2 separate regions of the Homo sapiens genome follow, and region 2 is linked to region 1. A link is an interaction called in ENCODE POLR2A ChIA-PET data of the cell type or tissue named here. Cell type or tissue: Caco-2. All regions are shown on one strand. Links, peaks and the distances in the headings refer to the core of each region. The heading gives the core; the rest is flanking DNA.

Region 1 (5,365 bases), core at 299-5,298:
TTCCACCAGGTCCAGCTATCCACTGGTGGTTCTATGGGGAGCAGTGGGGGTGGTTAAAGGAGCTCTGTGTGGCCGGGAGCGGTGGCTGATGCCTGTAATCCCAGCTCTTTGGGATGCCAAGGCAGGAGGATCGCTTGAGCCCAGGAGTTTGAGATCAGGCTGGGCAATATAGTGAAACCTTGTCTCTACGACAAATAAAATTAGCTAGGCATACTGGTGGTGCACCTGTGGTACCAGCTATAGGGGGGCGCTGAGACAGGAGGATTGCTTGAGCTCAGGAGGTTGAGGCTGCAGTGAGCCCTGATTGTGTCACTGCATTCTAGCCTGGGTGACAGAGTGAGACCCTGTTTAAAAAAAAAAATAGAACTCTGTGTGGCTGAGGACAGCTCTCCAGGGGCCCCCACACTGCCTTCCAAATTCCCCTAGGCGGCTACATTGCACTAGAAACTATATCCACATCAACCTGTTCACGTCTTTCATGCTGCGAGCTGCGGCCATTCTCAGCCGAGACCGTCTGCTACCTCGACCTGGCCCCTACCTTGGGGACCAGGCCCTTGCGCTGTGGAACCAGGTGGGCATCCTCCTTCCGTTCCTCCAAATGGGAATCTTGCTTCTCTGGTGGGACCAGGAAGTTCTCAGTCCATTTCCTATCTCCTACACTCTCCACAGTTTATCTGAGTTGGGAGGGTCCCTCTCCAAATGTGTCTTGGGGTGGGGGATCAAGACACATTTGGAGAGGGAACCTCCCAACTCGGCCTCTGCCATCATTTAACTCTCCCAGCCTATCACTCCCATACTGGAATTTTCCGTTCCTCTCCCTCATTATTTCACCCATCATTGAACTTTTTCACCAATGAGAGAATCCACCTGCTGGCGGTGAGGCATGGCAGGATACGAGAAAGTAAGTGGGGGTGGGGATGTGGCAGGTGCCAGTTTGTTACTAGGAGACAGGGTGGGAGAGACTAGAGTCTGGGAGCAGACGTGGTAAGAACTAACTTGTTGAAAGTTGGACCATACCAATTGTTAAGAAGCCGCACGCACCCAGGCACAGTGGCTCACATCTGTAATCCCAGCACTTTGGGAGGCCAAGACGGGCAGATCACGAGGCCAGGAGTTCAAGATCAGCCTGGCCAATATGGTGAAACCCTGTCTCTACTAAAAATACAAAAATTAGCTGGGTGTGGTGGCGGACACCTGTAATCCCAGCTACTCAGGAGGCTGAGGCAGAAGAATTGCTTGAACCCAGGAGACAGAGGTTGCAGTGAGCTGAGATTGCGCCACTGCACTCCAGCCTGGGTGACAGAGCAAGACTCCATCGCAAAAAAAAAAAAAAAAAAAAAGCCATAGCGTGGCCCGGCAGTGGCTCATGCCTGTAATCCCAGCACTTTGGGAGGCTGAGGTGGGCAGATCGCTTTTTGCCCAGGAGTTCAAGACCAGCCTGGGTAACATAGCAAAACCCCACCTCTACAAAAACATACAAAAATTAGCCAGGCATGGCGGCCCTCGCCTGTACTCCCAGCTACTTGGGAGGCTGAGATGGTAGGATCACTTGAGTCCATCAGGTCGAGGCTGCAGTGAGCTGTGATGCTGTGATAGTGCCAGTGCAATCTGGCGAAAGATTGAGACCCTGTTTCAAAAAAATAAAATGAAATAAAATAAAATAAGAGGGGCCAGGCACAGTGGCTCATGCCTGTAATCCAAGCACTTTGGGAGGACGAGGAAGGCAGGACACAAGGTCAGGAGTTCAAGACCAGCCTGACCAACATAGTGAAACCCCGTCTCTACTAAAAATACAAAAATTAGCTGGGCATGGGGCACATGCCTGTAGTCCCAGCTACTCAGGAGGCTGAGGTAGGAGAATCACTTGAACCTGGGAGGCAGAGATTGCAGTGAGCCGAGATCGTGCCATTGCGCTCCAGCCTGGGCGACAGAGCAAGGCTCCGTCTAAAAAAAAAAAAAAAAAAAAGAGGAAGCCATAGGGCAGGAGAGTCCATAATGTGGGTACTGGCAGGGAGTTCAGTTCTTAGAAGGAGCTGGGGTGACCAGTGACAGAGGTCACATTTTGGGGATCTAGGGGGGAACTGACGGCAATGATGGAAGATACCAATTATTTTTTGTTTTGTTTTTGTTTGTTTTGTTTCTTTGAGATGGAGTCTCAAAAAAGAAGCTGATTTTTTTTTTTTTTTTTTTTTTTTTGAGACGGAGTCTCCCTCTGTCGCTCAGGCTGGAGTGCAGTGGTGCAATCTCGGCTCACCGCAACCTCCACCTCCCGGGTTCAAGCGATTCTCCTGCATCAGCTTCCCGAGTAGCTGGGATTACAGGCGCCTGCCACCACACCTGGCTAATTTTTGTATTTTTAGCAGAGACAGGGTTTCACCATGTTGGCCAGGCTGGTCACCAACTCCTGACTTCAGGTGATCCGCCCACCTCGGCCTCCTAAAGTGCTGGGATTACAGGCGTGAGCCACCGCGCCCTACCAGATACCAATTGTTAAGGGGTTCAGAGTGGGAGAGTCCATACAGGGAAAGGGAATAGGGTGAGAGAAACCAATCACAGATACCATTCACTGGGGACACAGAGTGGAAGAACCTTTGATGGCAAGAGACGGGGTGGAAGGGCGATCAAAGCTGGGGGAGACTGGGAGACACCCGGGCAGCGCTGACTACCCCTCTACCGGTCTGGCCCCTCCCTAGGCCCTCGCTGCCTGCCGCACGGCCCAGATCGTGACCCAGTACTGCGTGGGTGCCAACTACACGTGGCTGCTGGTGGAGGGCGTCTACCTGCACAGTCTCCTGGTGCTCGTGGGAGGCTCCGAGGAGGGCCACTTCCGCTACTACCTGCTCCTCGGCTGGGGTGAGCTCCGATCCCGTCCCCCGCCCAACCCAGCGCGCCTCTCCTCGGCTCCCCCAACTGCCCTGCTGGTTGGCCTCTGCGGGTCTCCTCCCGTCTCTAGGCTTCTGCCTTCCCCACCCCGACAGAGGAATTCCGCGGGTCTTGGGCCTGGCGGGGCCCGTGAGCGCGCTGACAGCTGCGGCGGGGTGGGGGGGCGGGGTCGGGGTCTGCACAGGGGCCCCCGCGCTTTTCGTCATTCCCTGGGTGATCGTCAGGTACCTGTACGAGAACACGCAGTGAGTTGCAGGGTCTGGGGCGGGGCGTGGGAGGTGGGCGGGGCTTTGAGGGACTGTGGCGGGTTGTGATGGACATGTGGGCAGGGTCGGAAGGCTATTCGGTGCTGGGGATACGTGGGCGGGATCCGAAGTAATGGGGAGCTAGGAAAGGTTGTGTTCCAGGGCAATCGGCAAGGGGAGGGGGTGGGGCCTGGATCGTAATGGGCGGGACCTTAGAGAATGTGTGTGGTCTCAAGTGCGGTGGGCGGGGCCTAGCGAGCAAATGAGCTTGGTGATCGGTGAGTCTAGAGTTTTTCTATCTCTTAGCTCTACTCCGCCTTCCCCAGGTGCTGGGAGCGCAACGAAGTCAAGGCCATTTGGTGGATTATACGGACCCCCATCCTCATGACCATCTTGGTAGGATCGGTCCCGCCTCCACCAGGCCGCCCTCAGGGATTTCCCATTCTGGGAAGTGGGCTGCCACCTCCTCCTGCCCCTTCAGAATGGGATCGCGGCTGGCTCAGCCCTTATCTCTCCCCACAGATTAATTTCCTCATTTTTATCCGCATTCTTGGCATTCTCCTGTCCAAGCTGAGGACACGGCAAATGCGCTGCCGGGATTACCGGCTGAGGTGAGGGCATGCGTTGGGGACCGAGGGGAAGGGGCCGGGTGCGAGATGGGGAACCAGGGCTGCGGGATCACTGCTGCCGCCCTCTCTCCCCAGGCTGGCTCGCTCCACGCTGACGCTGGTGCCCCTGCTGGGTGTCCACGAGGTGGTGTTTGCTCCCGTGACAGAGGAACAGGCCCGGGGCGCCCTGCGCTTCGCCAAGCTCGGCTTTGAGATCTTCCTCAGCTCCTTCCAGGTGCTCAGGCAGGGTGCAGGGGCTCCATCCTTCCACCCAGGGCCTCCTCCCCAGAGGGGCACGAAAGCTACAGTCGTTCTCTGGTGCAGCCACTGAATGGGGTGGGAAGATGGGATTTAGTTCGTTCATTAATTAATTCATTCTTTTTTTTTTTTGAGACGGATTCTCGCCCTGTCGCCCAGGCTGGAGTACAGTGGCGCGATCTCGGTTCATTGCAGCCTCTGACTCCCGGGTTCAAGCGATTCTCCTGCCTCAGCCTCTAGAGTAGCTGGGATTACAGGAATGTGCGACAACACCTGGCTAATTTTGTATTTTTAGTAGAGGCGGGGTTTCACCATGTTGGCCAGGCTGGTCTCCAACTCCTAACCTTGGGTAGTCCACCCGCCTCGGCCTCCCAAAGTGCTGGGATTACAGGCGTGAGCCATGGCGCCCAGCCCGTTCATTCATTCGATACAAAATACTGAGCTAGGACTGTCCTGGGCTGTGGGGAGCAGCAGGGACCAGGACAGGAGATTGGCGGCCCCAGCAGTGCTGCCTGCTAGTGAAGAGTGAGGGCTTCGAAGCTGGACACAGCTGAGGCCAAATTCAGGTTCTGTCACTTTCTAGCTGTTTGCCAGCTGTGTGGCCTTCACCTCAGGGTTGAGGGTAGGGAGAGGTAAGTGAGGTGCCAACGTGCAGAATCTAAGGAAAGATTCATTCCAAAATTGAAGGCCCACCTTACACTTGCTTGGTTTACCTGAGTCCCCAACCTGCTTCACCTCATTCGGCCTGTTTTCTCATCTCTAAAGTGGGGAAAATACTAGTCTCAGTGGACAAGGCTGTTCATTCATTAAATTCAGCAAAAAATTACTGAGCATGTGTATATGCTAAGCACTCCTCCAGGCTTATCACAGGAATACAGCCAAGAACCAAATGGTCCCTACCCTCCAGTGGGAAAGACACACTAAACACACTATAGAAGTAAGGCATACAGCTGGGCGCAGTGGCTCACACCTGTAATCCCAGCATTTTGGGAGGCCGAGGCAGGCGGATCACCTGAGGTCAAGAGTTCAAGACCAGCCTGACCAATATGGTGAAACCCTGTCTCTACTAAAAAAATAGAAAAATTAGCTGGATGTGGTGGCGGCCGCCTGTAATCCCAGCTACTCAGGAGGCTGAGGTCGGAGAATCGATTGAACCCGGGAGGTGGAGGTTGCAGTGAGCCGAGATCACGCCACTGCACTCCAGCCTGGCCACAGAGGGAGATCATGTCTCAAGAAAAAAAAAAAAAAAAAGGAAAGCATATAGAATGTCAGATGGTGAGATGTGCCTAGAGGGAGAATAAAGCAAGAAAAGAGATGAGGAGTGTCCACTGAGGGATGGGGGTTACTGTTTTATTTATTTTTATTTTTTTA
Region 2 (5,365 bases), core at 54-5,053, 61 kb before region 1:
AACCCTTCCATGGCTCCCTGGTGATCTTAGAAGAAAGCCTGTGGTTCTAAGGCTCAGCAGGCCCCATGCACTGCTCCAGCCTCATCCCTCATCAGTGCTCCTGTTAAACTCTGTAATGATTTGGCCACCCTGCCTCCCTGCATTTCTCCAAATGCCAAGTTCTGTGTCACGCGTGGGCTTTTGTATGTACTATTCCCTTTGCCAAGAGACTGCTTTCCTTCTTCACTGCCCTGGAAAGTAACTCCTCATCCTCCAGGTCCTAGCTCAGATGTCTCTTCCTCCAGGAAGCCCTCCCTGATTCCCTCCAAGAGTAGGCCAGATGCCCCACCCTGGGTTTCCCTGTCTCAGACCTGCTCACTCTGGGTCATCACTGTCTGGGGACAAGTCTGCCTCCCCCACTGGACTGAGAGCCACAGGAGAGCAGGGCCGTCAGTCATGGTCACTGCCAAGCCCACGGCAGGCACAGAACTGCTCAGGGAATATGTGTTTGCTTCATTCGTGCCTGAATGAATGGGTGGCTAGGGCACCGGCAGTGTGGATCTCTCCTGGCCAGTTACCACGCCCATTTGGTTTCATTTTATTACAGCTCTAATGAGTCATCTCACCCTACCCTTTCCTCTTACACAAATACAGCCCACATGCAGTAAAGCAGTGAGCTTCCCACACTGGAGGTAAGCAGTAAGACTCTGGAAACCACCAGCGGGGATGTCTCTCAGAACTACTGTCCTCAGTGAGACCTCTCTCATTCCAGAACTCACCAAACACCCCAAACCCTAGGACACAAGTAGCTGTGGCCCATTCCATGTTCCTCACAGCATCCGCACTGGTGATCTGCTTACAGGTAGCCGGGTCCCCTGGGGCAGAAAATGGGAGGAGACATTCAGAGTTGGAAGAACTACCCAGTAAACCCATCCCTTTCTTAGACAATCGGAGCTGAGGTCCAAGACAGAGGAGGCTAAGGTCCCAGGGCTCATTCTACCTGTCAGGACTGGCTGAGAAGGCATCACATGCTGGGGTCTTCACAGCCCGCAGCGTAAGCAGGAGCATCTACTTTTAAACCCGCATCTGGCCGGGCATGGTGGCTCACGTCTGTAATCCCAGGAGGCAGCATGAGCCACAGCATCTGGCTGGATCACCTGAGGTCAGGAGTTCGAGACCAGCCTGGCCAAGATGGTGAAACCCCATCTCTACTAAAAATACAAAAATTAGACCAGGTGTGGTGGCTCATGCCTGTAATCCCAGCATTTTGGGAAGCCAAGGCAGGCGGATCACCTGAGGTCAGGAGTTTAAGACCAACCTGGTCAACATGGCGAAACCCTGTCTCTACTAACAATATTTTAAAAATTAGCTGGGCGTGGTGGTGGACACCTGGAATCCCAGCTACTCAGGAGCCTGAGGCAAGAGAATCGCTTGAACCTGGGAGGCGGAGGCTGCAGTGAGCCGACATCGTGCCATTGCACTCCAGCCTAGGAGACAAGAGGGAAACTCCCATCTCAAAAAAAAAAAAATACAAATACAAATATTAGCCGGGCATGGTGGTGTGCTCCTGTAATCCCAGCTACTCAGGAGGCTGAGGCAGAAGAATCACTTGAACCTGGGAGGCGGAGCTTGCAGTGAGCCGAGATCGCGCCACTGCACTCCAGCCTGGGGGACAGAGCAAGACTCCGTCTCAAAATAATAATAATAATAATAATAATAATAATAATAATTAAAAATTTAAAAATGTAAAAAAAGAAACCTGCATCCTACCCATCCGACCGGAAAGGGGAGGAGTTGACTAAAAGTGGGGTATACCAGGGAGAAAATGAGAAGCCAGCGGTCCCTAAATTCCAAATCAGAACCAGCCTTGAATACCAAGGGAGCGAGGCTTGAAGCCCCTCCCTCCCCTCCCAGAACTCAGGGAAGTCTGCAAATGAGACGGAGGAAGTAATGTCTCTGGGTCCCGGAGAACTCACAGTACAGAATCTCATAGTCCCCGGAGTTGGTGACAAAGCAGCTGCTGTCCTGGGCCCAATCCAGGTGGGTGATAAAACTGGAATGGCCCTGCGGGGGAGGGAAGGGATGGTGTTAGAGCTGCAGAGGGCGGAACCAAGGAGAGGGGGACAGGATTAAATCAGGAAAGTGGAAGTCAAATACAGAGGTAGGGCGAGAACACAAGGGGACTAAAGGAAGGATACACAGGCCTTTGGAGTATGGGGGCAGGGCCAGAATACTGTGGGCGGGGCCAGACTGTGATGGGCAGGGCTAGACAAAAAGCACTTAGAACACAATGGGAGTTTAGAACAGGTGGGCAGGGCTAGACACGGAGGAGCTGGCTTTGAATGTTGAGGGGCGGGGCTACACAGAGGGGCGGTCTCGGAACGTGAGGGGCGGTCTCGGAACGTGAGGGGCGGGGCTACACAGATGGGCTTAGCACGTGGGGGCGGGGCTACACAAAGGGGCGGGCTTAGAACACACGAGGTGGTGAATGTGTGGACGTGGCCAAGACTCCTTGCTCTGATCAGGGCAGAATCAGTTGAGTGTTGAAGCTGCGCTCCCTTGAGGTAGAAAATTGGTTAATTTTGCACCCCCTGGGCGGGGTGGCGGCGCGGGCTGGGGGCCACTGCCCACTCACCGAGCACTTGCCCAGGCGGCTGACCTTGCGGCCGCCCTGGTCCACCGTGTACACGTACACCAAGTTGTCGTGGGAGCCCACGGCCAGGTACGCCCCGTCTGGGGGAGGGGGAGGGGGGCTATGAGGAGGCACCCAGGCTCCATCCCCTCCTCGCCCAGACTCAGCCCCCTCAACAGTCCCCAGCTCCATCCCCACTGCATCCCTCCTAGGCCTCGCTTCGCAGGCTCCACCCCTCCCCCTGCCAAGAGCTCTGAGCCTCTGTCCCCTGGCCCTGCCGCTTGGGTGTCCCAGGCCTGCCGCTTACCTGGGGAGAAGCTGACCACTGAGATCTGTTCATTGCCGTCTGTGTGGATAGCCACCAGGTCATGGGTCTCCGTGTCCAGCAGCAGCCATCTTGAAGGAGAGGGCGTGGTGGGGGGAGGAGGGGTGAGCTGATCTGACAGAGAGAGGCCGCAATCTGTGGGGTCTAAGGGAGGGATCAGAGGGACCCCAGAAGTGACCTGGGCTGGGCACGGTGGCTCAGGCCTATAATCCCAGCACGCTGGGAGGCCGAGGCGGGTGGATCACTTGAGGTCAAGAGTTCGAAATCAGCCTGGTCAACATAGCAAAACCCCGTCTCTACTAAAAATACAAAAATTAGCCAGGCGTGGTGGCACGTGCCTGTAATCCCAGCTACTTAGGAGGCTGAGGCACGAGAATTGCTTGAACCCGGGAGGCAGAGGTTGCAGTGAGCTGAGATCGCGCCACCGGACTCCAGTCTGGGCGACAGAGCAAGACTCTGTCCCCCCAAAAAACAAAACAAAACAAGGCCAGGTACAGTGGCGGTGGCTCACGCCTGTAATCCTAGCACTTTGAGAGGCTGAGGCAGGTGAATCACTTGAGGTCAGGAGTTCGAGACCAGCCTGGCCAACATGGTGAAACCCCGTCTCTACTAAAAATAAAAAAAAATTAGCCAGGCATAGTGGTGGGCGCCTGTAATCCCAGCTACTCGGGAGGCTGAGGCAGGCAAATCGCTTGAACCTGGGAGGCAGAGGCTGCAGTGAGCCAGAGGAATATTGAGGGATCAGGGCTCGGTAAATAGTGGGATTTGGGAAAGTAGGAAAGAGGGAAGAAGGGCCAGTTCCCCAGGGAGCAGAGAAGGCCTCCCGAAATGCTCTCCTCAGCTTTACCTGCCAGTCACTGTACCCACAGCCAGGACAGAGCCACTGGGGTGGAAGCCGGCTGAGCGGGCAGGGTCCTGAGAAGGGAGAGAGAAGAGGCAGGGCTCAGAGCTGGGGTCCCATGTCCATCTGGACATTCTCTTGCCTCAGGGCCAAGTCTAATCTTTGCATGAGGGCTCTCCCCTCCCTCTGCTGCCCTTTGGGACACCCCCACCCCAGACACCATGGCAGCCATTCCTCTTTACATTTCTGTAGCATGTTAACCTGAACAGAAACCATTCCTCCTGTCACTCCTGTCCCGGGATCCCTCCTTACTCCTCTTCTAAATTCCCACAGCTTTATTCATCCAAGACGACTTCTTTAGATAATTTCCTAGATGTGGGAATGCTGGGACAAAGGGCATCTAGAATTTTAAGACTTTATTTTTGTTTTTTATTTTTTAAATTTTTATTTATTTTTTTGAGATGGAGTTTCACTCTGTTGCCCAGGCTGGAGTGCAGTGGCACGGTCTCAGCTCACTACAACCTCCGCCTCCTGGGTTCAAGCGATTCTCCTGGCTCAGCCTCCCAAGTAGCTGACATTACAGGCGCCCACCACCACGCCCGGCTAATTTTTGTTTTTTTTTTTTCATTTTTTGTAAAGATGGGGTTTTGCCATGTTGCCCAGGCTGGTCTCAAACTCCTGGATTCACACAATCTACCTGCCTCAGCCTCCCAAGTGCTGGGATTACAGGTGTCAGCCACCACACCCAGCTGAAATTTTTATTCTGTTTACATTTTAATTAATTGTGAATAGCCATGTGTGGCCAGTGGTTACCCTATGGGACAGTGTAGCTCTACACTTGACTGTTGCAGCGGTCACACCTTCCTTGAACTCAGCGGCTCCTGACTCCCCCCTCCTCATGGCGGCACCCCTGACAGGATGGTTCGGTGTCGTCCTGGGCTCCCTTCCAGTCAAGAACCTACTCCTCCAACCCTTCTGAGAGAGCTTCTAAGCACCCAGTTCCCTAGATGAAACCCCCACCCTGCTTAAAAAGACCTTGTTTGGGCCAGGCTTGGTGGCTGGCATCTGTAATCCCAGCACTTTGAGAGGCCGAGGCGGGCGGATCACGAGGTCAGGAGTTCGAGACCAGCCTGACCAACATGGTGAAACCCTGTCTCTATTAAAGATACATAAATTAGCTGGACATGGTGGTGTGCACCTGTAATCCCAGCTACTCGGGAGGCTGAGGCAGAAGAATCACTTGAACCCGGGAGGCGGAGGTTGCAGTGAGCCGAGATCGTGCCATTGCCCTCCAGCCTGGGTGACAGAGCGAGACTCCACCTCGAAGAAAAAAAAAAAAAGACCTTGTTTGGTTTCAGTCTAATGTGCTGAGCCCTGACACAGGGGGAAAGGTAGTTCTGTTAGAATGGTGCTTTTCCAGTCCCCGGGCCCCTTACCTCGATGATCCTGCTCCACAGGGGCTGGTGGGAATCTGAGCTCCATAGATGCACCAGCTTATCCTGCCCGCAGGTCACAAACTGGGCCCGACTGGGGTGTGTGGCCAGGCCCCACAGCTCTTCCACATGGCCCTGGTGGAAAGGGAGGACAG

The links. Peaks named below come from ENCODE experiments on the same cell type or tissue, not always from the same donor. Only the 100,000 strongest peaks of a DNase experiment are listed, where the experiment ranks them.
Region 2: POLR2A ChIA-PET joins it to region 1 with 11 read pairs; 12 of 35 experiments call an interaction of 5 or more read pairs at or near these places.

The regions. Positions count from the first base shown.
Region 1 is chr19:45,674,256-45,679,620 of GRCh38, forward strand. GIPR (gastric inhibitory polypeptide receptor) reads left to right here. Exons shown (of 14, transcript NM_000164.4): 7 at 427-571; 8 at 2,694-2,853; 9 at 3,068-3,128; 10 at 3,455-3,524; 11 at 3,651-3,739; 12 at 3,833-3,971. MIR642A (microRNA 642a) reads left to right here and starts at 673; the gene lies at 673-769. MIR642B (microRNA 642b) reads right to left here and starts at 753; the gene lies at 677-753. RefSeq lists silencers at 2,806-2,905, 2,936-3,195. In Caco-2, for the core only: a CTCF peak has its summit at 3,898; DNase peaks (open chromatin) are centred at 3,276 and 3,876; H3K4me3 peaks cover 1,943 bases.
Region 2 is chr19:45,613,847-45,619,211 of GRCh38, forward strand. It overlaps EML2 (EMAP like 2), which reads right to left. Exons shown (of 19, transcript NM_012155.4): 12 at 5,214-5,345; 13 at 3,784-3,851; 14 at 2,919-3,007; 15 at 2,615-2,712; 16 at 1,956-2,043; 17 at 759-854. Among named protein-coding and RNA genes, the nearest start is that of GPR4, 14 kb to the left of the region's middle. RefSeq lists a silencer at 2,200-2,449 and enhancers at 2,263-3,101, 3,102-3,939. In Caco-2, for the core only: no CTCF peak of the experiment used is centred there; DNase peaks (open chromatin) are centred at 570, 2,335 and 2,948.